3 separate regions of the Mus musculus genome follow, and regions 1 and 3 are each linked to region 2. Evidence: chromatin loops called from intact Hi-C (ENCODE). Cell type or tissue: gastrocnemius. All regions are shown on one strand.

The links. A loop is a pair of places that touch in the nucleus more often than their neighbours do. Peaks named below come from ENCODE experiments on the same cell type or tissue, not always from the same donor. Only the 100,000 strongest peaks of a DNase experiment are listed, where the experiment ranks them.
Region 1: a loop joins it to region 2, with 14 times the contacts of the local background. A loop is called at or near these places in 28 of 42 quality-filtered maps.
Region 3: a loop joins it to region 2, with 13 times the contacts of the local background. A loop is called at or near these places in 33 of 42 quality-filtered maps.

What each region holds. Positions count from the first base shown.
Region 1 is chr7:118,513,800-118,521,799 of GRCm38, reverse strand. It overlaps a transcript of Coq7 not described here. Among named protein-coding and RNA genes, the nearest start is that of Coq7, 16 kb to the left of the region's middle. In gastrocnemius, CTCF peaks have their summits at 3,627 and 3,835; a DNase peak (open chromatin) is centred at 2,915.
Region 2 is chr7:118,301,740-118,309,739 of GRCm38, reverse strand. No RefSeq gene overlaps it. Among named protein-coding and RNA genes, the nearest start is that of Gm35083, 21 kb to the left of the region's middle. In gastrocnemius, a CTCF peak has its summit at 4,738 (motif pointing left); a DNase peak (open chromatin) is centred at 4,735; H3K27ac peaks cover 612 bases.
Region 3 is chr7:118,405,767-118,413,766 of GRCm38, reverse strand. Syt17 (synaptotagmin XVII) reads left to right here. Exons shown (of 8, transcript NM_138649.2): 6 at 3,723-3,843; 7 at 5,587-5,742. Among named protein-coding and RNA genes, the nearest start is that of Syt17, 34 kb to the left of the region's middle. In gastrocnemius, a CTCF peak has its summit at 4,149; DNase peaks (open chromatin) are centred at 1,709, 4,147 and 7,625.

The DNA of each region.
Region 1 (8,000 bases), 210 kb before region 2:
GTTTTGCTAATGGCTTTAACTGGGTTTCCATCTTTTGAAAAGAGTGAGTTTGAAGACAGGTACAGTGGTGTACACATTTAGTCAGCCCCAACACTCAGGAGGCAGAGGTAAATGGATCTCTGTGGGTTTGAGGCTAACCTGGTCTACACAGTGAGTGGCAGCCAGCCAAGGGCTACATAGTGAGACTTTCTCAAAACAAAACCAAGGAGAGTTTAACCCTTACAGCATATATAAAAGTTAACTTAAAATACACTACAAATGTACATGTGTCTTTGTTTGCTTTCTACCGCTGCAATAAAATATAACCTAAAGCAAGCCTACCATGCCTATCACAAATCAAGTAATGAAACCTGTTACTAGACTCTGTCAAAACTAAAATCCTATGCCATAACAATCAAGGCACTGAAAACAAATGTAAGAGATGAAAGGTATTTGCAAATTGTTTATCTGATAAGACACTCCTCTCTATAGCACATAAAGAAACCAGGCATGGGTGGCTCACGCTTTTAATCCTAGCACTCAGGAGGCAGAGGCAGGTGAGTCTCTGAATTCAAGGTCAACCTGGTCTACAGAGCAAGTTCCAGGACAAGCTGGATTATGTAGAGATACCCTGTTTCCAACGCCCTCCCCCCAAAAGAATACACAAAGAGCACCCACAGCTCAAGAAAAAGAAGCAGCTCAACTGAAAACCAGGCAAAGGATTTGGATAGCCATTACTTCCGAGGAGATACAATGTTACAGATGATCAGCTAAGAAAGGATGTTCGTGATCATTAGTTGCTAGGGCAACGGAATAGGAAGCATTAGTGCCGATGCAGAGGAACTGCAACCTTCAGGTGCTGATAGTCACAAGGTCAGTGGTCCAGCTGCTTTCGGAAGCAGTTTGGCAGCTCCTCGGTCATATGGCCAAATTAACATGCCTAAGGTTAAGCCAACTGAAATGAAAATGTGTTCGCACATGTTTGTACATGAATATCCATGGCAGTATAATTCCTAACAACCCAAATGCCCATCAATGGAGGGATTGAATGAAGAATGGTCTCTACAGAGAATGGAATATTATTCAGCCATCAAAAAAAAAAAAAATCAGCTCCTGCCATAACTTGAACGAGCTGTAAAGCATGTTTGGTTACAGGTGTTCAGTACAGAACAAGAAGAGTCCTGGAGAGGGAGGCTGGAATGAATAACCTAAACTGTTTATTAAAAATTGCCAAAGTGGCAATGTCTCCTTAATGTTTTCCCACTATTTCAAACACATGTTCAGTGAAAGAAGCCAGATCCAAAGGTCGCTTATGATCTCATTTGTATGACATGTCAAGAACAGGCTAGTCAGAGACAGAGGAGAAATTGATGGTTGCTTGGGGCTAGAGTGGGGGATGGGAGGAAAGAAACTCCCAGTAGATAAGGGTTGCTGTGTGTGTGTGTATCATAAGAATGTTCTAGGATTGGTGGTGTCTGTTGTACAGCTTAAACCTGCTGACAGTTTAACAGTATAGATTTTCTGCCCTAGAAATAAAAATAAAGTTATACGGTTCCATGCTGTATTTGGAAATAAGTTTCATTCCAGGGAATTAACAGAGGCTACGTGGTTGTGTGTTTGTGGGAGGGGGGTCAGTGCATGGAGAGAGGCAAAAGGTCACAGGTAGCTGTCTTTCTCTGCCACTCTCTCTCTGCCTTATTGTTTGAGACAGGTCTCTCAGTGAACCTGGAGCCGATGGATTCAGTGGGCTGGCAGGCCATATGCCTCCAAGGGTCCTCTGGTCTCTACGTCTCCAGTGGTGGGCAGAGGTTCCGAGAGTATCTTCTGATTGTGGCATAGTCAGTACTATGGCCCTCCCCATAGCAACACTCTTGAGCCAGATGCCCCAGCCACATGAAGGGTGTGACAGTCAGCTCCTGTGTGTTTAGCCTCCCCTTCAAAATGAAGGGCTGGTGCTTGATGCTTCTGAGAGCTTCCAGAGAGGTTCCGACTCCTCCTCCCGTCGTCGCAGCATGTCCTCACATGGCCACAGTGTTTCCTTGTCTCCCCTTTCCTTACCACTCTGACCTTTCAGGGAAATACGATTTAAAGTTGGACAGAACCCAGGGCTGATGCCAGGATGATGAACGGGCAGTCTCTGCAAGCACTGTGTTTCCACAGGCAGCTGACCTGGGTTTCTCTTCATGCCCACCCTCCCTCCCTACAATGGTACCAACCAGAGAGCAGGGGGCAAATACAATTTGAGGCTGCCCCTCCACCCCCAGTCAGAATCTACATCCTGGCCAAGTGTGGCTGCCAGGACCCCCACAGGTTCCTTGGTAGTTTCTGTTTGGTAGTGCCTACCATCCCTGGTTAATGGTTACATCTGGAGAGACTTTTCTCCGTGGTGTGCCACTTGTAAATTGCCATTAGGTTCCTTGGTTGACTTGGCTAGACTTGGGTGGAATGATTGTGTGGATGTGGCTGGAGACAGACATGGTAACTAACGGCTCACTACGAATCTGTTTCTCTATTGCCTGGCTCTGTTGCTTCAGGGGACCACTTGAACTTGTAGCTCAAGGTGGGATTTTTATTGGTGACTACTGGTTGCAGCTCTGGGCCTTGCTGCAGAAGATCGGGAACGATGGAACTACTTGTCCAGTCCCCATGGTGCAAGAGTTGAACTCTGTTGGGGACCACACTCTCTTTGAGCCTCACCCCAGGACCTTGCAAACACCTGTATAACCCAGCTTGAACCTTGATTTTGGGAAAGGGAGCACGCCAATCCTACTCAGGGAAAGCGAGTAAACACATAAAGCCGGCCATTTACAGCAGGTCTTCAGTGCTCCCCAGGGCTGTCTGCAGCTCCAGGGTCCTTTGTCACAGGACCACGCCTGGACGCCTCCCGAGGAACGGCCCACGACTCCGGTGGCCTCCAGAGGGCGCGCGCGAACCGAGCGGAGCCCGAGGCGGGAGTGTGGCCGCCTGCAGGCAGTCTCAGCTGGCTTGGGTGAAGGCACCTGGGAGAGGCAGAGAACTGCCACAAGGTGGTAACTTGGCCCTGGCAATGCCACCCTTGGATCTCTGCTGCAAAAGGAGAGCATCCCCAAATGTCACACCTGAGCATTGCCTTGGGAGGGTGAGCTGGAGGGCTCCTGGTGGCAATGCTCACATAGCTTCAGTGTCCTTGTCCTGATGGATTCATTTGCTTTCTCAGAAAAAGGGAGAGAGATGAGAATATGGGAGGGAGCAGCCAGTCAGTCCCTCCCTGTCCAGGGTTTCCTTGCGAGGTGCCAGCAGCCAGCGCCAGGCAGCACCTGATAGATCCTGCTCTTCCTGCACAGCCCCAACTCTCACCTGGGGCCATCCCCTGAATTCCTTTTCTTTTCTTTTCTTTTCTTTTCTTTTCTTTTCTTTTCTTTTCTTTTCTTTTCTTTCTTTCTTTTTTTTTTTTTTTTTTTTTCCTCTTCTGTGTTTGTTTCTGTTTTGGTTTGGTTTTGAGATTTTCTCCGTTCTTCATGCAGCTTTCTCTCTTAGGTACTTTCTTTGCTGTGATGATAAAAATACCCAGACATAAGCAACATATGGGAGAAAGGACTCGTTTTTGGTTCATATAGTTTTCTTGATATAGTCCCTCATGGTCGGGGAGGTCTGGCAGTGGGAGCTGGAGGAGCCTGGCTGGTCCCATTGCACCTTCTGGTGCTGGCAAGAACAGAGCTGCTGCCCACTGCTGCTTACTGCCCACTGCTGCTCACTGCTGCTCACTGCTGCCCACTGCTGCTCACTGCTCACTGCTGCTCACTGCCCACTGCTGCTCACTGCTGCTCACTGCTGCTCACTGCTGCCCACTGTTGCTCACTGCTGCTCACTGCCCACTGCTGCTCACTCTCCTTACTCAGTGCAGGAGGACTCCAATCCATGGACCAGACAATCAGGAAGGCTCCCTCGTAAGCATGCCCAGAGGCTAACCCAATCTAGAAACTCCCTCAACCATACAAGCATGCCTAGAGCCTTGTCTCCTCCGTGATTCTGGAAGCTATTGACAATCAATATTAACTGTCACATCTACATATAAAAGTCTATTTCTCTTCCTAGGGATTACACAGAACATTCACAGGCTTCATCTTTGGCTTTTGATTTTATTTTTTAACTGAGCCGGCATATCAGAATCAACAGGCAAACTCTACAGACTCTACTCTACCTACTGAAGCAGAGACTCCCAGGTCAGGCCTAGGGGCTGTATATCTTTTAAACCCCACATGGGAGCTCAGAAGTGCAGGCCATATTGAGAAGTAAGTTAATTCCAGGACTGCTGCAGGCTGCCCTCCATGGACGTATTCCCTCTGTCTTGTAGCCTGCGTTCTTGGCAGAGGCAAGGTCCCCACTGTCCGACTTCCCAGTTTCTGATAAGAAGGGACCTGTTTTTGCAATTTTTCTCCAGCCCTTTCAGTGCCTCAACAGCTGGAAACACATTCCAAGCTATATGTCTTCACCGGGCAGGGACAATGGTGAGTGGCCTGCCTCCCCACCCCCACTTGCTTGGGGCGGGGGTTCGTGAATCTTTTGTTTGTTATTTTCAGAGCCTAACTCTGAAATAGCTTCCTCCCAAGATGAAAAATTCTGTTGATATTCAGCTTCTCATGCTTACTTGCTGATGCGGGGTGTGTGTGTGTGTGTGTGTGTGTGTGTGTGTCTGTGTGTGTGTCTGTGTGTGTGTGTATGTGTGTGTCTGTGTGTATGTGTCTGTGTGTCTGTGTGTATGTATGTATGTGTCTGTGTGTGTGTCTGTGTGTGTCTGTGTGTGTGTGTCTGTGTATGTACGTGTGTGTGTGTGTGTATGTGTGTGTGTGTGTATGTATGTGTGTGTGTGTAAATAAGGCCATGTGGCCATTAAAAGAATAAAGTTAAGGGTACACTTTGTCCAAAGGCCGTGAAATAAAATAATGTTTGAATGTGAATTCACCATACCATTTAGAAGGGCTACAGAAATCTGACCTTTTTGCCTAATGGGAAATTAAGAGCTCGGCTAAAGGAAGAGCCTGGAGGTCCCTTTATTCAGGGACAGCTTGATCTGTGTGTGAGTGACTTAGCTTGTCACTCTTTCCAAGTTACTCAGCAGATGCACACTGAGGGAGGACAGACTTATTTTGGCTCACAGTTTCAGCACTGACAGTCCATCCTGGGGGGAGGGGGCACTGACAGTCCATCCTGGGGGAAGGGGCACTGACAGTCCATCCTGGGGAAGGGGACACTGACAGTCCATCCTGTGGGGAGGGGGCACTGACAGTCCATCCTGTGGGGAGGGGGCACTGACAGTCCATCCTGTGGGGAGGGGGCACTGACAGTCCAACCTGGGGGGAGGGGGCACTGACAGTCCATCCTGGGGGGAGGGGGCACTGAACAGTTCACACCCTGGTGCCAAGAAGCACAGGGAGCTAGGGCAACATATAGCTCCTACCCCACCAACCTGAAGCCTATCACCTATCTCTTTCTCTATCGCCTATCCGTGTGTCTGTCTGTCTGTCTATCTGTCTGTCTGTCTGTCTGTTTATCCATCTATCATTCATCCATCATGTATCTATTCTCTTTTTATCTCGCCTCTCCTCTTTCTCCTTTCCTTTCCTCTTTTCTCTATTCTTATTCTCTCTCTCTCTCTGCCATACACTCTCTCTCTCCTGTCTCTTTTCTCTCCTACCCTCTTTCCTGTTCTTTTTCCTTCTCTGTTCTTTCTTTCTCCCTTTGTTCCTCTCCTCTCCTCTCCTTTCTGTTGGTTCTGCTGAGTCAACTGTGTGCATCAAGATACAGGACAGATACAAGGAGGGATTGGGGTATGGAAAACTTTTTTTTAATGAAAAGCATTTAGTTAGCATCTGCCCTTTGCCAGATGGAGCCCCAGGCACAGGAATGAAAGTCTGAGTATCTAACCAGAAGCCAGGTTTACCTTCCACCCTGCCTGCAGCCCCCCACACAGTGTGAATTCATCTCTCAAACTGAAATATTACCTCCCCAAGCTGAGCTTTAATTTTGTTTCCTTGGCAGGTAGAAAGGGTTTGAAGGGTTATCCTCACCCCAGAAAGGCACTGTCCCACGCCCTTCCAGAATTGTTCCATTTCTAATGATTTCGCTCAATCATCAGAGGATTGTGGGAATCTTTGAATGAGTTACAGACTTCCTGAATGTGAAATTAGGACATAGGAAGTTATGGGTGTTGGCCAAGAGTCCAGGACATAACGTGTATTTTTGCGTCTACGTGTTCAGACAAAGAGGAAAGAAAGATTTTGCTGTCTGTGTTAAGTATTTGTGAGACATGATGATGTCTAAAGGAGAAGATCAGAAAATGCCCTGTAAAGGCCATTACTCCAAATCGGTCCTTGATAAGAAGGAAGATGGATGGGGTGGTCACCAGTGTTGGCTTTATGTCACTGTGACACAATACTTCAAACCATCAAATAGAAGAAAGGTTGGCCCAGAGTCTCAGGCAGCTCACTCTGCCCAGCTGGCTCCACTGTTGTGGGGTCTGTGACAAGGAATAGGTGGCAAAGAAGTTGTTCACACTGTACAAGCCACAAGGCAATGAGAAGGGAGTGACTTTGAGGGGATGGAGTTCCAACACCCCTAAATCTGAAGTGTCCTCTGGGGGCTGTGCTTTCTGTCCCCAGCTTGATGGTGGTGTCTGAAGGCTATGGAGCTGCTTGGGCTTTTGGCAGCTGTACCCACCCTGGTTCTGATTTTGTTTTCTCCTTCCTACCCAACATGCTATGGGAGACTGCATCTCATCTATTACCACAGACAGAGCCTACCACACCTGGCTGTGGATTTTCCTCAAGCATTAGTCAAAAGAAACCTTCTGTAGGTTGTTTTTGTTAGTTTTATTTTTTTCCTAATTTTAATCACAGCAATCAAAAGCAACTAATACAACACTCACTTGCATCCTGGGGTATGACATGTTCACACACGCACATGTCTGTCTATACATGAACGTACACAGATCTATTCACTATGATTTGTGTGGGGCAGTTGTGGTCTGTGTCTGTTGTCCTAACTCAATTATCCTTGTAACCACTTTCCCTCCATCAAATCTGAGTTTGGACAATAGATTTTATGGCCCATGTATAATTTCCTAGACTGGAAACATCATCTGAATGATAGTGAGATCTTTGTTAACTGAGTCTAACACAGAGGACGACACACTGCAGATAGTCAGTCAGAGTGTCCAATGACAATACTGAAGGGATCATCTGCCGGCCTGTCAGTAAGCAAAACTCCTCCAGGGGACAGAGGTGTCCTGCTTAGGGAACTCTGGACACATAGGCTGTCCTTCTCTGTCCCTCCACATGGCTGTGGGCCACTGAAGCCAGTTTACATGTTGTGTCTTACTCATGTAGATAAAACACCCATTTCATATCGTGCACGACACAGGCTGGGCATCCAAGATGACTGGTAAGCAGGTGTCCTTCCTGGTCTCTACTGGAGTTTGGATAAAAGTCCTCAAATACTCTATACCTTACTCTCCAGGCACAGCAGGACCTGTAAGGGATGGGGCATAGTTGGAGGCCTATCCGTGCATAGGCGTGTATTCTTAGTGAAGACAGCACGCGCGCGCGCGCGCGCGCGCGCACACACACACACACACACACACACGCACACATACACAGAGCATGCCTCCTCTTCTGTTCCTCATCCCCCGCCAACCTCCACCTCTCACCAGATGACCATTTCTGCTCTCCTACCCCCTACCTGGATGTGTGGCCTCACCACAAGCTTGAAAGAAATGAGGACAGACTGGCCACAGTCTGAAACTCAAAAACCTTGAGCTCAAATTTACCTTTTGACTTTGTAAGCTGACAGTCCTTGGTATTTTGTGATTATCATGGAAAGCTGGCTAACATTGCCATCCAAAGGATACTGGTATTGGGACAACCCTTCATGCAGAGTCAGAAATAAAATTCATCAAACTGAACCTTAGGTGATTTTGCCCAAGAAAAAAAGAGGTAGATTATGTGCTCAGCACAGGCCTGATGGGAAGGCAGGCTGATAATCCA
Region 2 (8,000 bases):
CCAGGCCGTCAGGCTTGTCAGCAAGCCTCTTTTCCCTCTGAGCCACCTCCACAGCCCTCTTTTTTATTAAAACAATTTACATATAATATTTGTACGGAATGGCAGGCTTGTGGTATTTTCCCTTTTTTTTTTTTTTTTTTTTTTTTAGCATCAGTCTGTGTCAAAATCATCTGACTCTCAATCCCTTTGTCCCTTCCTTTTCTGCTGATTCTCCCACTCTCAAAAGGGTGTGTGTCACACTCCTGGAACCTGCTTTATTTACTTTTTATAATGCAAAGTTCACTTAAGACAGAAAACATACGCTATTTGTTCCTGGGTCTGGCTTATTTTCAGTTCCACCCATTTTACTGCGACTTCATTTCACTCTTTATGGCTGAATAACAGTCTGCACATGAGTATAGATGAGTGGCACACATTCTTCCTCCATCCATTAAAGCTGACCCGTCGTCTGTTATACTTCTAGAACTTAGCACAGTCCTTGGCACACAGTAGGTACTCAAAACCAAAAGCAAAATGTATTAAGTGCTACTCAGCAATAAAAAGAAACCAAGTGGTTCTTTTTGTTGTTTGGGGGGCACCGGGCTTGAAGCCGCCAGGCACAAAGCATGTCAGACAAGCCTATACAGTACTCATCCTATTTTTATTACACTAGTTTATTATATGTGTGTTGGCATGCTATAGAGGTCAGAGTCCAACTTTTAGGAGTCTCTCCTTCCTAAGGAGATTTAGGGTTCAGGAGTAAACCCAAGTTGTCAGGGCAAGATCCTTTACCAACTGAGCTGTCTCAATGGCCCCTCTATGACATTCTTTAAAAGACAATACTACACTGACATAGAATATATAAGAACTTGCAAGGAACCAAGAGAGGGAGGAGAATGTAATTATAAAAGAATAAATGGGAAGTTGGGGGTGGGCAATGAAACTGTTTATATTCTCATGGTGACTAAAGAAATCTCTACATGTATTAAAATGTACAGATATGCATTCCAAAAAGGTCAGTCATGCCGTGTGATCATTTTAAAATAAATAGTTTGTGATAACTATTATCACAACCAGGCATTTACTAAATACCTATCTGGAAACAAGCCAGATCCACGGGTGTTTGTTCAAGTCGACGTGATGAAGGCTGGGGCTGTAGCCCAGTAGCAATCGCTTGCCTGGCAAGTGAGAGTCCTGGACTCTAAAGCATCATCATCACCAACAACAACAACAAAAAGGATGTGAAAGAAAAAGCTGCCATGGGCTGGCGAGATGGCTCAGTGGGTAAGAGCACTGACTGCTCTTCTGAAGGTCCTGAGTTCAAATCCCAGCAACCACATGGTGGCTCACAACCACCCATAATGGGAATGGCATGTCTGAAGACAGCTACAGTATACTTAACGTATAATAAGCAGGAGCAAGGACTGAGCGAGTGGAGTTGACTGGAGCGAGTGGAGTCAACCAGAGTGGGTAGAGGTCCTAAAAAAATTCAATTCTGAACAACCACATTAAGGCTCACAACCATCTGTTCAGCTACAGTGTACCTATATACATAAAATAAATACATTTTTAAAAAGAAAAAGAAAAAGCTGCCACGTTCAGGTCCACCCTCATCCTTAAAACTTGTGTCTTGGGGCTGCTGGCAAGGCGGTCTAGTGGGTAGGGTCACGTGCTGGCAAGCCATACAATTTGATTCCCAGAACCCACGTGATAGGAGATAACTGATTCCCGAAAGCTATCCTCTGACCTCCATACACACACACACACACACACACACACACCAAAGTAAATAAGTGTGGAAAAACACATTTTATAAATTTCTTTATGGCAGTAACTAACCACCGAAAGCCATAAGGAACAATGGCAGCAGGGAGCAGCCTAAATCAATTTGTCATCCATATTGATTATGCTCTGTGCTTCTGAAGGCCATGGACAACTTGCTGGGCAGGCCACACCCATTGCCTATTCCTTCGTGCCCCCACCTAACATCTCCACGAGTTTGCCTCCAGACGAGCGAGCGTGGCCTGGTAAGCTGTAAAATCCATCCAAAGGCAAAGCTGATGTGCGTAATCCAGTCTAGCTGACAGATGTACGCCATCGAGCCTAGAGCCGACAAAATCTCTACTCAGGACCTGTGGTCATTGGGCCTGGGTGTGGCTCGGTCCGTAGAGCACTTGCCTAGCACCGTTTAGACCTGGGTTCAGTCTCTAGCACGTACTACATAAACCAGATGGTATGGTGGATCTGCTTAGACACAAGCTCATTCTAAGCTACGTTGAGCTCAAGACCCAGTTCAATATATGGGTCTCTGCCTCTAGAATAGCAGTTCTCAGGTTGTGGGTCACAACCCCTTCGGAAGTTGAACAACCTTTTCATAGGGGCCACCTAAGACCATCAGAAAACACAAATATTTATATTACAGCTCATAACGATAGCAAAAATTACAAAACTTCAAAAAAGTTTTAAAATAGCAATAATTTTTGTTTTATTTTATGAGACATGGTTTCTCTGTGTAGCCCTGGCTATTCTGGAACTTGCTGTGTAGACCAGGCTAGCCTCGAACTCAGAGAGCCACCTGCCCCTGCCTTTTGAGTATTGGTACTAAAGACATGTGCTGGGGCTGGTGAGATGGCTCAGCGGTTAAGAGTGCCAACTGCTCTTCCAAAGGTCCTGAGTTCAAATCCCAGCAACCACATGGTGGCTCACAACCATCCATAATGAAATCTGATGCCCCCTTCTGGAGTGTCTGAAAACAGCTACAGTGTACTTACATATAATAAAATAAATAAATAAATATTTTTTAAAAAGACATGTGCCACCACTACCCAGCACAAAAATAATGTTATGATTGTGGGCTACCACAACCTAAGGAACTATATTAAAGGGCCACAGCATTCCGAAGGTTGAGAATCACTGCTTTAGAGCAATGCAGAAAGTTATAGTAGCACACAGAGGCAGGTGGACCCTGTGAGTTCCGTAGCCAGACTTAGTTGTCCTCTGTGTCTACAGTGGCAAGTACAGGTGCGTCCCAGAACCTACCCCAGAACTACTGTGACTGACCCAGGAACGGCTGTGACTGATCCCGGAACCTCTATGACTGGCCCCGGAATCACTATTACTGAGTTACCTTCATGGCAAAGAGACTTTGTAGATCTCATGTGTTCTTAGTCTTGAAATGGAGAAGTTACCCTGCGTTATCCAGTGAGATGCAAGAGAGTTCCAAGAGTCTCTAAAATCCTGGGTGTGGTGATGCACACCTGTGATTCCAGCATACAAAAGTTAGTGATGCAGGAAGATGATAAGCTTTAGGCCAACATAGGCTCCATAGCAAGACCTCATCTTAAAACTTAAAAAAATGGGCTGGAGAGATTGGCTCACGTGGTGGCTCACAACCATCCATAATGAGATCTGATGCCCTCTTCTGGGTGTCTGAAGACAGCTACAATGTGCTTAGATATAATAATAAAGAAATCTTAAAAAAAAAAAACTTAAAAAAATAAAATTAAAATAAGGAAGAGGTAGGAAAAGGAACAGATCAAAGAAATTGCATGAGAGCCGTTTAGAGGGCTCAGCAGGCAAAGGAGCTTGCTGTGGACCTGATGGCCTGAGTTCAATTCCCAAGACCCACATAGTGGAAGGAGAGAACCAATTGAAGAAGAAACTTCAACTGCTATTGCTGGCTTGAAAAATGGAAGAGAGGGGCTGGAGAGATGGCTCAGCCGTTAAGAGCACTGACTGCTCTTCCAGAGGTCTTGAGTTCAAATCCCAGCAACCACATGGTGGCTCACAACCATCTGTAATGGGATCCAATGCTGGTGTGTCTGAAGACAGCTGCAGTGTACTCATATACCTGAAAACATAATCAGGTAGAAACCACTGCACCCCTGAAACCTACAAAGGGAACACTGTCCTGCCAATAGGCATGTTAGCTCCTGAGACCTACTTTGGATTTCTGACCTGGAGACCTGTAAGGTAATACTTTGTGGAAAGTGTTTTTAACTTATTTTGGCAAAACATACAACATAAATATTACCACTGTAATTCTTTTTTTCTCAAGATGGGGTCTCATGTGTCGCCCAAGCTGCCCTCAATTCCCAAGCTCCTAGGGTCTAGAGTAGATGGGTCTGATGGTGCTGGCCACACCCAGCTTAATTTTCATGGTCAGCTCAGTGCAGAGTAAGAAACCTCACTCCACCATCTCTCCTCTAAGGTCCCTCTCGTGCCTAGAGAGCACATTGAAGCCATCTTTGTGTACTAGCCCATTTTCCTCAAGAACTGAGCCCACAAATCTACAACAGCACTGGAAAGAAGAGAACCAACCATTAAACTTTTTGATGAGCTGTCTTTTGATTTTTGAGAAAGGGTCTCATATTCCAGGCTGGCCATGGAATGACCTTCGCCTACACACACACACTCTCCTGCTCCCCCCTCCCTCTCCCTTCTCCCCCTCCCCCTCCCTTCCTCTCCCCCTCCCCCTCCCTTTGTATCTCTATCTCACCGGGCCTTCACCCAAACTCCTGTAATTCATAAGGTTTTACAGGAAAAACCCAGGCTTCAGGAATGCTTGACCAGCAAAAGCCAAGTCACCTCGATGAGTTTTAAAGGGACCCCCCAGGATATTTTTTAATGTGCTGTCAACATAAAGTCATTGCTCAAACTTGCTGTGTTGTTCATTAAAACAGAGGCTTTAAAATGTAAAGCCACGGTGATGAGACGGTTCGGGAGTTCTCGGCCGTGTGTTAGCCTCGTGCGCCACCTGCTGTTAGACTTGAGAACATCAACACCATGTGGTGCTTGGTTTAGGCCTTGGGTTTTGATGTGGGTTGGTTGGTTGTTGGTTGGTTGGTTAGTTGCTTGCTTGCTTGCTTGCATGTGTGCTTGATTGGTTGGTTGGTTGATTGATTGATGATTGATTGATTGATTGATTGATTGATTGCAGTAGTAGCCCACTTGTACTCAGCATCCTTCATGTTCTGATTTCATTTCTTCAATAAACACATAAAATGAAATCCATTCTAGATAAGACTGTATTTTGAGGAACTGACCATTAAAACTTCCTGCTTTCTACCTTCTACCTTTTGCAAAAACAAAAAAACAAAACAAAAAAAAAACATAAAAATGAACTGATTTCGAAATTGCCATTTGAGAGCAATTGCTAAACACTTACTACATGCTAAGCCAAATGGGGTTAGCCAACTATAGCTACAAGCCAAATTTGTGCTTTCCCATTTTTTGTTAAAGTTTTGTTGCTTGTTCTCTCTCTCTCTCTCTCTCTCTCTCTCTCTCTCTCTCTCTCTGAGAGAATGATGCTATATATCCCAGACTGGCCAGTAACTCTCAACCTCTGGCTTCCCCTTGGGTATTAGGCTCACCACTCCTGACTTAGTAAATAACATTTTCCTGGAGCACAGCCACGTGTGTCCCTACATAGCTCTGTTATTTTCATGTCCTGAAAAAATATGAAATTACTCTCCGGATCTTTGTAGTAAAAGTTAGCTCAGGCCTTGGCCAAAGTATTCACAAATCAGGCTGTTTGGTTGGCCCTCGGCTACTCTTGGTAAGAGTGTAGCTGTTTTTAAATGTGTGAGTATGTACACACGTGCCTGTGAGCATGTGTGCACACACACAAATGTGGAAGTCAGCGGGCTGTGTGTGGTCAGTTCTCTCCTTCCACATTTATGTGGGCTCAGGAAATCGAACTCAAGTTTTCAGTTTTCATGGCAGCAATTTTCATGCATTGAGCCATCTCTCTACCCTAACGATGTACCTCTTGCCACCAGATTTTGTTTGACAATTTACAATTGATCAAATGTAATCCTTTGACCAACTACAAGATCATAAAGATCAAGCTGAGATGACTTCAAATTCTTATTCTTATTCTTGTTTTTTGTTTGTTTGTTTTTTGTTTTTCGAGACAGGGTTTCTCTGTATAGCCCTGGCTGTCCTGGAACTCATTTTGTAGACCAGACTAGCCTCGAACTCAGAAATCCGCCTACCTCTGCCTACCGAGTGCTGGGATTAAAGGTGTGCACTACCACGCCCGGCTGACTTCAAATTCTTGATCCTCCTGCCTCAATTACAATGCCAAGATGTCAGGCGAACACCTCACACCAGCCTAAATTGTAATTTTTTTAGTCCGCTAATGATATTAACCCCAAACATGACTTGTGGTTTAGATCACAATCATGTCAAGATTTAACACACTAAATTATATTAGAGATATTTGAAGGGGCTAGAGAGATGGATCCATGGCTAAGAGCATGCACTGCTCTTGGAGAGGACCAGAATCCAGTTCCCAGCATCCATGTCAAGTGCCTCACAGTCACTTTCAACTCCACCTCCAGGGAGATGCAATGTCTCTGGCCTCCTGGGATGCTTCACTCATGCACATTCCCACACACAAATACACATGCAAACACATTCCTAAAAATGATTTATAAATAAATATTTTCTAAGAAAGAAACTGAACTGAATATAATGCCACACGCCTTTAATCCCAGCACTGGGGAGGCAGAGACAGGAAGATCTCTGAGTTCAAAGCCAACCTAGTCAGCAGAGTGAATTCCAGAACAGCCAGGGCTACAACAAGAAACCCTATCTCAAAAAGAAAGAAAGAAAGAGAGAGAGAGAGAGAGAGAGAGAGAGAGAGAGAGAGAGAGGATGGGAGGGGAGGGGAGGGGAGGGGAGGGGAGGGGAGGGGAGAGGAGAGGAGAGGAGAGGAGAGGAGAGGAGAGGAGAGGAGAGGAGAGGAGAGGAGAGAAGAGAAGAGAAGAGAAGAGAAGAGAAGAGAAGAGAAGAGAAGAGAAGAGAAGAGAAGAGAAGAGAAGAGAAGAGAAAATGTGGTCTCAGCCCTGGCGAGCCTCAGTCTCCTGGAAAATCCTGCTTCCTAAAAAACTAGGCCACGCGCTGGCGTAATGGCTCAGCGGGTAAGAACACTAACTGTTCTTCCAAAGGTCCTGAGTTAAAATCCCAGCAACCACATGGTAGCTCACAACCACCCATAATGAAATCTGAAGCCCTCTTCTGGTGCACAGCTACAGTATATAATAATAAATCTTTGGGCCAGAGAGAGTGGGGTTGACTGGAGGTCCTAAATTCAATTCCCAACAACCACATGAAGGCTCACAACCATCTGTAAAGCTACAGTGTACTCATATACATAGAAATAAATAAAATAAAATAAAAGTCATTATTAAAAAAAAAAACAAAAAACAAAAAACTAGGCCACAGGCTCACACTAACATTTGCTTGGCAACTCTATTTTGTATTCTTTTCCTAATTAACACAAAAACTCTGTCACTCAACTTTTGGTAACTTCTTTCCCTCATCTCTTCTAAAAGACTCTCTTGGGCTGGAGAGATGTCTTAGAGGTTAAAAGCACTGACTGATCTTCCAAGGTCCTGAGTTCAATTCCCAGCAACCACACGGTGGCTCACAACCATCTGTAATGAGATCTGATTCCTTCTTCTGGTGTGTCTGAAGACAACTACAATGTACTCATATAAATAAAATAAATAAATCTTAAAAAAAAATAAAAGATTCTCTTCGGAACAATTAAAATAAACTTTGACACCTGGCAACAGATGATTTGTTTAAAAATAATGCCTTCTAGTTGGGACACGGTCAGTGTTCCAGGCTCTGTCTAGCATGCACAGAGCCCTAGGCTCCACCTGCAGCCCAAACGAAAAGTCATCCAATCATCCCACTTGTAACAGTGCAGCTGCAGCTGCCAGCGGCAGAGTCCCCAGACTCCAGGGAAGCTGAAATGACCCAGGGTGCCCAATGACACCACACACACTCATGCCACACACACTCAGGCCACACACACACACAGCACACTCACACCACACACACACACACACCACTCACACCACACATACACCACTCACACCACATACCACACACACACACACACAACATACACACACACACCACTCACACCACACAAACTCATGCCACATACACCACATACACACCACTCACACCACACAAACTCATGCCACACACACCACACACACACA
Region 3 (8,000 bases), 100 kb before region 2:
CTCCCGAGCCGTCTTACCCTTCATTCTGCTCTAGAAACACTTCAGTTTATTCCTTGGTGTTTAGGCAGGCTGACCGTGTGAGCTATTAATCCCTCCCACCACCACCCCCCAGCTCCACATCGAAGGCATCATGAGACCAGAAGCTTGTAAATATTAGAAAAGAGGAGGGAGGCGTTGTTCTGGATTATAAGCCTGGGAAGGGGACAACTCTTGAGGACCTGATGGCTTCCCCTGGCCTGGGCTCCTGTGGAGTCTCAGCCTCACTGACAGGAACACAGACGTGCCTGCAGGGTCAGACACTAAGGCTGTTGTGTCTTCCAGGCCCTGGAGGACCAGCAGGAGGCCACTAGCAAGTACACCAAGGCCCTGAACTGCTCTTATGACCCAGAGTACCAAGTCAGCTTTCCTGTCTTAAGACTCTGACCCTCCAGCCCAAGGCAGGGAAAGCCTGGAAGGGCAAAGACAACCAGATGGGACACAATGCAAGGGTGGGTCTCACCAAAAAGGTAGTATGAGGTGTTAAAATGACACTTTTTTTCCAGTCCTGAGGTGGAACCCTTATGGTTGCAAGGCAAATTCTGTACTACTGAACTACATTTCCTGCCTCATCAGAGAAAGTGTGTGTGTGTGTGTGTGTGTGTGTGCGCGTGTCCATATATGTGGGTATACATGTTTGTGTGTATATGTGTATTTATGGGTACGTACATGTTTACATGGGTGTATACATGTGTGTAAAGTGTGTACATGTTTGTGGGTATATATGTTTGTATATGTCCATAATTGTATATATGTGTATATACATGTTTTTGTATGCATTTGTGGGTGTATACTTGTTTGTGTAGGTGTGTACCAAATATTTTTCTCATTCACTCTCTGCCTTATATTTTAGACAGCATCTCTCAACAAACAGAGAGTTCAGCAACTCAGCTAGGGTGACCTGTCTGCCATTGAGCTCCAGGGATCCTCTGGTCTGTGTGCACTGGAGTGATTGTGCTACCAAACCAAGATTTCATGTGGGTGCCGGGGATCCAAACTTGTTGTATCCACATGCTTGGGCGGCAGATTCTTTACCAACAGAACCACCTTCCTAGACCCCAAATAGAACTTCAAAGCACAGTAAGTCAGGCTTTAGTAAGGACCATCGTGATGGCATAGGGAGCACTGTCATGAGACTTTGTAGAGGACCATCATGATGGCATAGGGAGCACTGCCATGAGACTTTGTAGAGGACCATTGTGATGGCATAGGGAGCACAGTCATGAGACTTTGTAGAGGACCATCATGATGGCATAGGGAACACAGTCATGAGATTTAGTAGAGGGACAGAGATTGGACTCAATCCTCATCCAGGATCAATGATGGGATTCTTACTGAGGGGTACCTCCAAAGGAAGAGGGATTCTATCTAAATCAACCTTGCTGAAGATTGGCCGAGTGACTAGACACCTTCTATGGGATGGTGGAAGAGAGAAACCTAGCCCAACAGTAAGGATTTCAGATATTAACAGCAAAGTCTTGGTGCCACCAAGGGCTCAGTATAAGGGTATCTGCCCCCAACTACCAAACGAATAAAATAAAAGAGAAAGAGAGTAAGGGAGGAGCTCTTGATAAGTGAAGTGAGCAGGGCCTTTGGCTAAAACTGGCTTTTCACAAGTAACTGCACAGATGGGCCCAGGACTAAAGTCTGTCTAAGCAAAGAAGCCTTGTTGGTTGCCAAGTGGGAACACGGGCCCAGCACTGGCAGACCTTCCTGTTTTTCAAGCAAAGCAAGAATTCTTTTTTTTTTTTTTTATGAAGTAGCTTCTTTTAAAATACATAATAATCACTAACTGTTTCAATGTGATGCGAGTCAAACACAATACACAGGCTGCAAGTGTGAAACCTGTAGTTAATTCTGAGGTTGTTTCCTGTTTATAGGTTAACTTGATCCACGTAAGAATCTGGTTATGTCATTTGTGTTTGAGACAGGGTTTCATGCAGCCCTGGCTGGCCTGGAACTTCCTATGTAGACCAGCTTGGTCTCAAACTCATCCAGATTTGCCTGCCTCTACCTCTCCAATGTGATTAAAAAGGTCAGCACCACCATGCGCAGGCCATATAGGAATCTCTTGGCTTGAGTCTTCATCTCGCCAATAATGTGATAAACATTGTTTTATACTTGCCACTTTCTGTCAGTGTGTTGAAAGGAGTAGAAAACATGAATGGATGGGTGGATGGGGGTGGATGCATGGATGGATGGATGGATGAATGCATGGATGCATGGATGGATAGATAGATGGGTGCATGTGTACATACATACATAAGTAGATAGATGGATGCATGGATGGATGAAACATCTTTAGAGACACATTCTGAAGTACTACTAATAACATGGTGTGTGTCTAGGAGGTCCATTAGACTCATACATGAGATTGAGTGAAGATGTATTCAAATCTAGATTGATCATAGAGTAATCCATGATTCTACATGGGGTGTGTGTGTGTGTGTGTGTGTGTGTGTGTGTGTGTGTGTTGAGGTTCCTTAGATGTTTTTGACTTCTGATACATCCTAGGAATGTTTATTTTAATGTCTTGGTCATATAGAGATGCTTTCTAGGGGCTACACAAATAAAGTTACATCCTACTTGGGACTTCGTTGAAAATAGTCAGCTAATTTCTTTTATGCGTAGAGGTAAGTACAGATAAAACACCATTTGGTGAAAGTTTATAACATACAGTTGGCCAGTGGGTACATGGAGAATGATTCACTACTCGGAAGTGGCTGACAATGTTTTTTTTCACAATTTGTTAAAAACTAGGGAGATGAAAATGAAGGCTTTGTTTTCTAGGCAGCATGGAGTCATGCATCCTGGGTATTTATGCAGATTTCTATGGAGGGAGAGTGAATGTACTGAGCACAGTTAAAGTAAGAGTGTGGGCTCTGTTGTTAGCTACAGGTTAAGAACAGTAGCTTGCCCAGGAAGCACTCTGCTGTTGGAAGAATCTAGGATCATGTCTCTTGTCCCAACTGCAACTTTCCAGTTGTATGACTTTGGACCGAGACTCATTTTCAACATCTATTAAATGAAGTAAACATTATCGCCTCTTGGGCTCATCCTAAGGATTAAATTAGTTGTTACATGCACAGCACTTAGCACAGCACTTGGCCGTCACTTCCATTGCTGCCATGATGGTTGTTGCCATTAGAGCTTCTAAGAGAAGAAAGAAAACACTTTCTGAGATAGACAGGAACATAATTGGATACAGAAGCTAAGGGGGGAAAAGTCAAACATGGTTTAGTTGGTGAAACACTTGTACTCCTGATGATGAAAGTTCAATCCCCAGAATCTCCATAAAAATTCTGGGTGTGGTAGCACACATTTATAATCTCAACACTGGGGAGGCAGAGATAGGAGGATCCCGAGGCTCACTGGCCAGCCAGTCTAACCTATGTTATGAGCTCCAGATCTGTAAGAAATCCTGTGTCAAATGAGGTGGATGGTGTTCAGGAGGATGACACCCAAGTTTGTCTGTCCTCTTGCCTCCACACAAACTCACACACATGTGCACGTAGAAGTGTCCTCTTGTGCACCCACTGTCTACTGATCCGCTCTCAGTCACTTGTTCATGGGTTTTGGGAGCCAGTGTCCTGTACCATGGACACGACAGGCGGAAATGTGAGGAAGCAGCCTTCTGATGGTGTCCTTCCTGCCCACCTTCTTTCTGATGGTGTCCCTCCCTCCAGAATGAAGTGGAGCTCGGGGAGCTGCTGCTTTCTCTAAATTATCTCCCAAGTGCTGGCAGACTGAACGTGGACATCATTCGAGCCAAGCAACTCCTGCAGACCGATGTGAGCCAGGGTTCAGGTACAGTATATCCCTTATCCACTAAGTCTCTAAGGGGTTCTCTGTTGTGTGAGGGATCTGGGCTGGGTTGTGTTGTGTCCTGGATGTTGTTGCTAAGGTAACACAAGGGTGGGCAGCATCTAGAGCGACAATACTAGTCCCAAAAGAAAAATAAATGATCTGCTGTGTCTTAGGATGGAACAGGTCAGTGATGGGATCTCAGAAACCCACATGTGGCCAGTTGTGATTGCTTCTGAAGTCTGTCTTCTCTGCCTGAGAAGTAGCTTGTTTCTCCACACACTATGCCTGTAATGCAGATGCCGTGCTCTAGGTGGTGGTAGTGCACAAGTGATCAGATCAGCAAGTAGAGTGGGCCCAGCCTGAGGGTTTTGTTTTGTTTTTGTTTTTGTTTACAGCTCATTACCTTCATATCATAAATCTTTATAAATCCCAGCTCTGAAAGAGCTACTGTGTTATCTGCTTTCTGTTTAAAAAAAAAAAAAAAACAAGTTCAAATACACTTAACAAAAAGCCGATTCTGTTCCATCTGTATATAGCTTCTCCCATGACAGTAAAGGATGCTCGGTGGTGGAAATGCTGTCTTCCCCAGATCCAATAGCCAAAGGAAGTTGTTTGCAATGAGGTGACAGTCGAATCTAGAGTTCACCTTGAGTTCTCAGAAGCCACACTATACAATAGAGGCTTCAAGAAGGCTGGAGGAAGAACTGCTACAGTGGCTGGAACATTCAGACCCACCACAGTGGAGAGTCAGGATGCTGAGAAGAGAAAGGGCATCCAACTGCCTGCCACTAAGTGTCTCTGGGCTGCTTGTGATCTTAGAGAAGTTACTTAGCCAAATTCTTCATCTCCATAATTGTACAGTGACAGTATTTATCTCACTGGGTTAAATAAATATTAAATTCAACCACCTGCACAAATTCCTTTCAAAACTTATAAAAATGACCAATGCATGTCGTTTCTAATTCTGCCTTCACTCGCCCGAGTATGAACTGTGAGCCCACTACCTTGCAAATGGCTCCTGCTTCTGGATTGCCTCTACTAAGTAGATCTTACTCAAATTACTCCTTATCTTTAAATCTACAATTTTCCCATTTCTAAAATGAACATGGTGCCTAAAACGTGGGATGAGTTCAGTAAGTGGAGGAAGATACGTGGAGAAAGAGGAAAAGGAATCTGCAGATAGAAGGCTAGACATGAACAATGGTCAGACAAGGAATCCGCAGATGGAGGCTAGATGTGAACAGTAGTCAGGCAGAACAGCTGGACACGTGGGGAATGAGTGTGCGAAAGTAAGGCTTGAATAACGCCTGGATTAATAAATGGCTGAGTGGTGAGATGAATAAATGAATAAGTAGGTAGACTGATAAAAAAAATAAAAAATAATTCAGGAGTAAAATCGCCTGTGTACAGAAGGCTTTGGGCTCTGTCCTCAGCAATGAAGACTACAGAGAGATGGGGAGGGGATAGATGGTTACTCTGTTACATAGATAACAAGTTCGATGGAAGGATGATGGATGGATGGAGAGATAGATGGATGAATGATGGATGGGGAGGAATAAATGATGGATGGAGGGATGGAGAGATGGATGGACAGATGAGAGAGTGGGTAGATGAATGGATGGATGGATGGATGAATAGGAGAGTTGGAGTCTGATAGGATGGCTAGGAAGTTGAAGAGATGAGAGATGGCTAGATTATGTTTCATCATCTCTGGTAGTCTACAATGTTGTGTCCAATCCCCAGACCCATTTGTGAAAATCCAGCTGGTACACGGACTCAAGCTTGTGAAAACTAAGAAGACATCATTCTTACGAGGCACAATTGATCCTTTTTACAATGAATCCTTCAGCTTCAAAGTTCCCCAGGAAGAACTGGAAAACGCCAGCCTAGTATTCACAGGTAAGGTAACATACATGTTGATGAAGCCTTAGTGAGGCATGTTCAACTTGTTCCATAAAAACAGAAGGCATCTAGAGAGAATAATTCCTAATAACTTGGTGCCTGATGTTCAGCTAACTAGATGTGAACACACTTCCTATCTGTAAACTTGGACAAGACCCATGGAACCTAGAACACAATCGTTATGTAATTATTAAGCTAGACTTCTTGAAACTGTCACATAACAAGGGCTTTGGCCCCAGTTTCTTCCTCTATAAAATATGGATAATTGTTATAAGTTTACTGTGAATAAAGAGTAAATGAGTTATGACCCTTGAATAATATCTGATACATACTGCACCATCTTTGATGATGGTGGTGATGGTGGTGGTCCTGGTATTGGGGATGATGGTGGTGCTGATGAGCTGCTGGGTTTAATATAGGTATAGAAGAAAACAGGCCACTTAACCCAGAAAGGACAGTTGTAAAAGACATTTGGAAGCCAGGTAGTGGTGGCGCACGCCTTTAATCACAGCACTTGGGAGACAGAGGCAGGTGGATTTCTGAGTTCGAGGCCAGCCTGGGTCTACAGAGTGAGTTCCAGGACAGCCAGGGGTACACAGAGAAAACCTGTCTCAAAAAAAAAAAAAAGGCATTTGGAAGATATAAAATTTAAGTTCAGGGATCCTATGATACTCTCTGGTTGAATTCAGTCTGCTTTTCTGGGCACAATTGTGTTTAATTTTTAGAGGTTACTAGTTATCTATTACTGCATAACAAATCACTCTAAATTCTAGTAGCAAATCGTCAAACATGTATTATCTCATAGTCCACAGTCCCTGTCGCTCAAGAGCCTGGGCAGGAACTAGGGTTGGAGGTTGGTTGCTAGAGAACTTGCCTGGCGTGTATGAAGGTCCAGATTCAATCCCTACACCACATACATCAGGTATGGCGGGTACTCACCTGTAATCCTAGCACTCCAGAGGATCGGAAGTTCAAGGTCAACCTAAGCTACACAGCAGGTTTGTAGACAGCTTGTTACATGAGATCTTGTCTTAAGAACAACAACAACAAAAACAAAAACAAAAAACCTCAGGCAGAGTTCTGCTGTGCTGTGTAGCTCTGGCTGACCTGATATCCCCACCACCACCCAGAAGGCTTGCTCTAGAGCTGTCAGAAACTCTCCTCTGTAGATGGTCTAAACTCCTTGTCTCTAGGTCTTTCAGGAACTCTTGCCATAGCCCAAATCTGTATGTGATACCTAGGAGATGGCTCAGATGTAAGAGTACTCCTGAATTAGCTTGAGGACCTTGGTTCAAATCCCCAGCACTCCTGTAAAGACCAAGCATGGTTTTCATGAGCCTGAAACCTCAGCACTGGGGGCTTCTTGACAGTGGCTGTCACATTCTCAAGGGAATAAGGATGTAGATGACACCTACCTTCCTCCTCTGGCTTTCACATACACATGCTCCAGTGTACGTACATGTACACACACACATACACACACATGGGGCCCTATCTCTTGGGTGACTTGGGTTTTCAGTTGGGAAGCATTGTCAAGTAAGAAAAGGCCTGTTTTCGCTCTCTTTTTTAGATTACATGTGTGTGTGTGTGTGTGTGTGTGTGTGTGTGTGTGTGTATTTGTACATAACATAGTCTTTGCAAAGGGCAATTTGATGGTATCCATTATCCTCTCCTTCTGCCATGTCAGTCCTGAGGATCAAATTGAAGTTGTCAGGTTTGGCAGCTAGCATAATGAACCATTGAGCTCTCTTGCCTGGTCAAGACCTGCCCTCGACACACAAAAGATGTGCTTAATCCTACAAGCACCTAGGCTCATGCTCCTTGGGGCCAGTGCTATGGGAAATATTCATTCCAGAGGAAGTAAGCAGAGCTCCCCACCCCATGAGGTCAGGGCTACTGCCAGCATCATCAGGAGCTTGAAAGTGTAGCCAAGTAGCCATGCCTCATCCCCAGAGACCAAAGCAGAGTACTGCATGTGGACATCTGTCGCAGGTCCTCACCACAGTGCTGGTGCCTAGGTGTCAGTCAGCCACAGTTAGATGAAATACAGAAATGCTCAATGGAAAATCCCACAGTCCACAGCCACACAACCTGGGGGGCAGTGTACAGATGTGAGTGGTCATGTTTATTACTGGTCACCGTTCATCCCTTACTCTGCTGTGTTTATAAGTAAAACCCTATCATGCGTATGGACAGGAAATTACATATAGAGTTGGTACTGTGAGCTGTTTGCCACCCACTGGGCCTCTCAGATT